Linked DNA regions of Mus musculus: region 2 is linked to region 1. The links are chromatin loops, found by intact Hi-C in ENCODE. Cell type or tissue: gastrocnemius. All regions are shown on one strand. Links, peaks and the distances in the headings refer to the core of each region. The heading gives the core; the rest is flanking DNA.

The links. Peaks named below come from ENCODE experiments on the same cell type or tissue, not always from the same donor. Only the 100,000 strongest peaks of a DNase experiment are listed, where the experiment ranks them.
Region 2: it touches region 1 in a loop (4-fold over the local background); 2 of 42 quality-filtered maps call a loop at or near these places.

The regions. Positions count from the first base shown.
Region 1 is chr5:45,854,392-45,857,303 of GRCm38, forward strand. The region is part of intron 1 of Lcorl (ligand dependent nuclear receptor corepressor-like); the gene reads right to left. Among named protein-coding and RNA genes, the nearest start is that of Lcorl, 1.7 kb to the right of the region's middle. In gastrocnemius, for the core only: a CTCF peak has its summit at 1,709; DNase peaks (open chromatin) are centred at 1,764, 2,338 and 2,656; H3K4me3 peaks cover 1,536 bases; H3K27ac peaks cover 948 bases.
Region 2 is chr5:45,438,159-45,441,070 of GRCm38, forward strand. It overlaps Qdpr (quinoid dihydropteridine reductase), which reads right to left. Exons shown (of 7, transcript NM_024236.2): 5 at 1,127-1,235. Among named protein-coding and RNA genes, the nearest start is that of Qdpr, 11 kb to the right of the region's middle. In gastrocnemius, for the core only: no CTCF peak of the experiment used is centred there; DNase peaks (open chromatin) are centred at 363, 1,187 and 1,373; H3K27ac peaks cover 1,114 bases.

The sequences.
Region 1 (2,912 bases), core at 182-2,681:
CACTATAGGTGGAACAACATTATGAACTAACCAGTACCCCGGAGCTCTTGACTCTAGCTGCATATGCATCAAAAGATGGCCTAGTCGGCCATCACTGGAAAGAGAGGCCCATTGGACACGCAAACTTTATATGCCCCAGTACAGGGGAACGTCAGGGCCATAAAAGGGGAGTGGGTGGGTAGGGGAGAGGGGGTGGGTGGCTATGGGGGACTTTTGGTATAGCATTGCAAATGTAAATGAGCGAAATACCTAATAAAAAATGGAAAAAAAAAAAAAAAAAAAAAAAAAACAAAACCAGAAATGAATCAGCGGAGTAAATCTAAGGCAAAGACATAGGTCCCATATTTATAAAGGAAATATTTCTAGATGGCTGCAAACATTTTCTCTTGTCAATCACTATAATGATTCACTGACAGTGTAGATAACTTCCTTCCCAAAATTTTCAGACAATATACATTCACAAAAAGATAATCCTATTTTTTAACTAGTTAAGTGAAGACGCAAGGTTTCAAGAAACTTCATTTGCGACATAATACCAGTTGGCTATATAACCTGAATATGTTTATGATTTTGAACTCTTGCTGAAAACCAAGACTTAAATCATTTTCCTTCTCAATAGCCAGAATGTTTTATATAAAAAGGTATTTCAATCAATAAGAGCACTGACTATTCAATATAGAAATGTATATATTTATACATCTACACATAAGTCACACACATACATATAAGGAACAGGAAGTTTTTCTGCAAAGTATGTATCATAGCAAAGCAGCTTAAAATAATGACTTTTATCACCAATTCACACCACTACTAAATGAGACCACTCCCACAACCAACAGATGTATATTCTATTTAGAAGGGTTTTGTTACTTAAAACTAGCAATGACAAAAACAATATACAAGATGGATCTCAGCAGGTCTCTAAGACAAAAACTGTGAAACAAGTTCTCAAATATGGCTGTTTCTCAGGAAACATTTTCATGTATGGTACAATATAACTGTGTATAACAATGAAAGTGCAATACAGATTACAGAATACTAAATATTAAAAAAATTAACCTCGTTTCCCATTAGATCAAATTAATTTGTTTCACTTAATCAAAATTTTACTTTCAAAAGTACATTTCTTTTATTCAAAGTCATACTAAATGTATTTAGTGACACAACATGAGAAAAACAAATAGTCAAATACTGTAAAGCACAACTTAAGCATGCTCATCTTCAAATCACTGGATGCCTAACAGTGCTGTGAGCCGGTACTACAATGCTGTCAGTGCTATTTGTTGGGACACCACAAGAAGGAACGCGACTATTTCTAGGCGGGTTTTTAACGGAACAGATCTAAACAGAAGTAACTGTCAAAACGAATCCACTTTGCATTCATGAAATACAAGTACGGACACACATTTAGTATGGGTTGTTTTTTTTTTCCCACACCACACCCCCGCTTCCATATAACTTTGCCACAGATAAAACCAAAATACATTTTAGAGAGGTGACACACTGCTCTTAAGAGCAAACTGCTTAAACATCGCCGAAATGCTCCTAAATCAGAGTGCCCTCCCTTCTGCTTATATATATATATATAATTCTGTATGGCACATTACTGAACTGGAGTTGCATCTGGTTTCATCTACTATGATTAGTGAAAACAAGACAGACCTTAGGGCTCTACCCAAGCAAATCTGCGAGGGATGGGGAAGGGGGACAGGGCGCGAGGTGGCGCAAGAACAGATGAAAACACGGTTAGGAGAGAGTTGTCTTCCCAAGGAACTGAGCTTACTACACTCAACTCCAAAGGCTGACACCTACTCGTCAGAAAAGAAAACCGACGCAACCACCCACTCCTAACACCGACCAGCCTCCACTCCCACCTCCTCCCCTCAAAAGCTACCCCGTAACCCCTGCCGAAGCACACCCTCCGCTCGCAGCCCCTCTGTTGCACTGAACCAACCTGCTGGGTAACAGCTGTGGGCACACGTCGCACTCTGAGTGAGGAAAAGCAGCGACCGCAACAAGGTAAGGGAGTCCCAGTACTTCCCGCTACCCGGAGCAGCCCACTGAATGACAGCCGGGAGCGCGCAAGTTTGAAGCAAAACCGATCAGACCCCACCGAAACGGAAAACTGAACTGCATTTGAACAGGAATGGGAGGCGGGGAGGGCTACGCGAGTCCATCACATGACAGCGAAAAGAGGACCGGAGTCGTCGGGGCGTCCTCAAGGAAAGGGGGGGGGGGCGTGGGGAGGGTGCCGTCGCCATAGCAACACCCCCCATCCGTCCAGACTTCCAAAGAGGGAGGAAGAACTTCAAATCCCAACCGTCAGCTCGAGCGGCTCCTTCTTAAAGGGGTACACACAGATCCGAGGCCACTCGCAAGAGGGCAGAGGCGGCCGCCCCCCGCCCCTCAGGCGCCGCCCCCATCGCCCCTCGACCCTCTCCCGCCCCCCGCCCCCCGCCCCGCGAGCGCCCCGCAACCCCTGGTCCCGCGTCCCAGGAACTAGGCAGCGTCTTCGCCGCCAGCCCCAGGGCCGCAAGAAGGGGGTGTGTGAGCGCCCGGCCGGGGGCGCGGACCGGCTCGCCGCTCCAGGGTCCCCTCCGCCCCGGTGGAGAGCCGCGGTGACAGGGGCACCGGCGGGTGGCGACGGGCGCCGAGGAGTTTCGGGGCAGCACGAGCGGGCGGGCTGCTTCCGCGGGGTGCTCGGAGAGTGGGTCCGAACTAACAGTTCCCCGGGAGCTCGGAGCCGGGCAGGCGGGCGGCGGGGCGCGGACCGCGCCGGGCAGGGAGCCCCGAGACAAAAGGCGCCGCCGGGGCCGCCGCGCCGCCGCCGCCGCCGCTCCCATCGCTCCCCATTGAACTGACCCGAACCGGAGCTCCAACTACACCCCTCAGCCACAAACTCCTCCGGCAGC
Region 2 (2,912 bases), core at 119-2,618, 420 kb before region 1:
CAGACAGAAAGAAAACAAGGTGAGTCACATTTTACCTTTATGTCAAACACAGCCTTATCAAAGGCAAGTGCCTCATTAAGGCCTCCAATACTCTCTAAAGATTTATGTGAAATAATATTCCTCAAAACATCAAAATGGTAAAATGTCATTTTTAAGCATATGGCTGCCTTCCAGGAAATTTTATGATATTCAGGAAGAGAATACAGAACTGGCTCAACACATTCGGCCATCAGTCAGAACAACCAGCGGGCAGCTCAGCCATCAAAACCTCACAAGTGAAGAACTGGAAAGCTAGCCAGTCCCGGTGCTGCCCCGGGAGCCCTTACAGCACAGAACGCAAGAGGCAAGCCAGTTGGCACTAGAATTCTTCCACTGAGAAAGGACACGCCATGCCCAAGGCAGCAGCCTCGACCTGAGACAGACAGCTGACTGGGGATTTGCTTCCTGTCAATCAGAAATGTCCCTGTGCATCCCCACAGTCTCCTACAGAACTGCCCAGGCTGCTGCACATGCCTGGCTCTACACACACGCTGACCTTACAGCAATGTGAAAACACAACTATATAAAGAAGAATAAAGTGTGGAGAGACTTGAAAAGTAAGAGTGGGCTTGAAAAGAAGGCACAAAAAATGAAAAAAGATAGATCCGTCCTCAAAACAGATGAATGTCTGAGATACTGCTACTGGCTGAATGTGCCTCCCAGGTCAGACTCTTAGGTTGAAACCAAGCCTGCAGGGTAACAAGAGTAAGGCCTTTAAGAGATAATTAGGTCAGGGTGTGGCCCCATCGATGGACGGGGCACTGAAAGAAGGGCCTGAGAGAGCCCCTTTGACCTCCTACCATATGACAGTAGAGAGGTATCATCTAGGAATAGGCTCTCACCAGACACCAACCCTGCTGGTACCCTGTCCTTGGACTTTCCAGCCTATACAACTGTAATGAGTACGAGGCTGTGGCTTATAAAATACCCAATCTAGGGTGTTTTGTACAGTAGCAAGAATACAGACAGGAGCTTAAGGGTCTTCAGTGTCACACACTCAAAGCTCTGATAGAAAGAGCCTCTCAAACTGTCAGCACTCAGCAGTGGACAAGATGTAAGCAATGGGACTCCCGTCCCAGTCACTTACGGGAGCACAGCAATGGCAGCAGCCCCAGGGGGCATGCCACTGTTCTTCCCTGCCAGGCTCTGGCAGAGCTGATGGACGGCTCCCTTGGCCATGCCATAGCCGATCATCCCTGGGAAAGAGGAGAAAACAGCTGGTTACGTCAATGTCCGATGCTATAGCTCCTCAACCTCTCTGTTCCCTTAGAACTCTAGCCACAGCTGTGTCCTTTAGCATGGTACCTCCACCAGCCCTGCCAGAGTAACAGCAAACAGAGCAAGGTGATGGGAAGGTAGGCCTCTGGCCGGTTTCCAAAAGTGCAGGTTTTTAAAGGGCATGGTGCCACAAGCTATTCCCCTTCTTCAGATGACACGGAGGAGTAAAAAGAATCCTAGGTGTTTTTTGGTTTGTTTGTTTGTTTGTTTGTTTGTTTGTTTTTTGAGGCAGGGTTTCTCTGTATAGCCCTCGCTGTCCTGGAACTCACTTTGTAGACCAGGCTGGCCTCAAACTCAGAAATTCGCCTGCCTCTGCCTCCTAAGTGCTGGGATTAAAGGCATGAGCCACCATGCCCGGCTCTGTTTCTTTTTTTAAGACAGGTATATTATGTAGTTCTGGCTAGATAAGAACCAGCTATGTAGAATACACTTGGCTTCAAACTTGCAGCTATCCTACCTCTGCCTATGAATTACTGGCATGAGCTACCATGCCCAACTTCAGAAAAAGGCATTCAATATATTTTTTAAACTACTTTATTTATTTATTTATTTATTTATCGTGTGTGTGTGTGTGTGTGTGTGTGTGTGTGCGTGTGCATGTGCGTGTGCGTGTGCGTGTGTGTGTGTGTGTGTGACTATGCACATGTACACACATCATACCACATGTATGGAAATCAGAGGACAGCTTGTAGACGTTGTTTTTTTCCTTCTACCATGAGAGTCCTACGGATCAGATTCAGGTCATCAGGCTTGGTGGAAAATGCCTTTTCCCACAGAGCCCATCTCCCCAGCCCTCAATACATTTTTATTTATACGAACATGATAGCCATGGTGGCACATACCTCCCATCCCAGCAATTGGAGTATGAGTTCAAGTCCATCCCAAGATACAGAGGATGAACTCCACTCCAAAACATAAAAAATGCTTTTAATATAAAAATGTGTGACTAGAAAGAGAGTGTGGTTGTCTGCACATAAGAACACATATAGAATGCTTCTGAGTGCCTGAAGTCTGTGACTAACTGTACCTGGGGAGTGCTGTAGGGATCAGGCACTTGAGCAGGCGCCAGCTTCCCGACTAAGTGTAGGTCTTTCAGCCCCATGTGAAATTTCCTATATATGCTGGTGAAAACAAGCTAAAAAAATTACACTAATAAAAATAAGACATTGCCATCCACTTTCTCCCTAAGTTCTACTCATCCCTTGGTCACATCAGCTCCTCCATACAACATTTCCAGGGACAGAACCTTCTCTATTCTCTCTTTTTCCCCCATTTCTCCCCTTGACTCATCCAAGGTATTTGCTTAGAAAGTAATTTAGCAGCACAGGTTCCCTGCTCCCTGTTGCTGTGGCAGGCCCTCAACACCCTGCCAACAGTCAATATATGAACCAGATCAATCTGCCATCTGCCAGCTCACTCCTCACTTCCCAGCCAGGTGGTCTCAGAAAAGCCACCTAAAATCACTCAGGTTTATCTCAACTGTAATCAAGAGACAGTCACTTTCATATCTTCCAGGTACCTCTCTCTGGTAAATAAAAAAAACATTACACATAGAATACCTAAAATCTTAGACTTCAAAAATAAATGTACCAGTG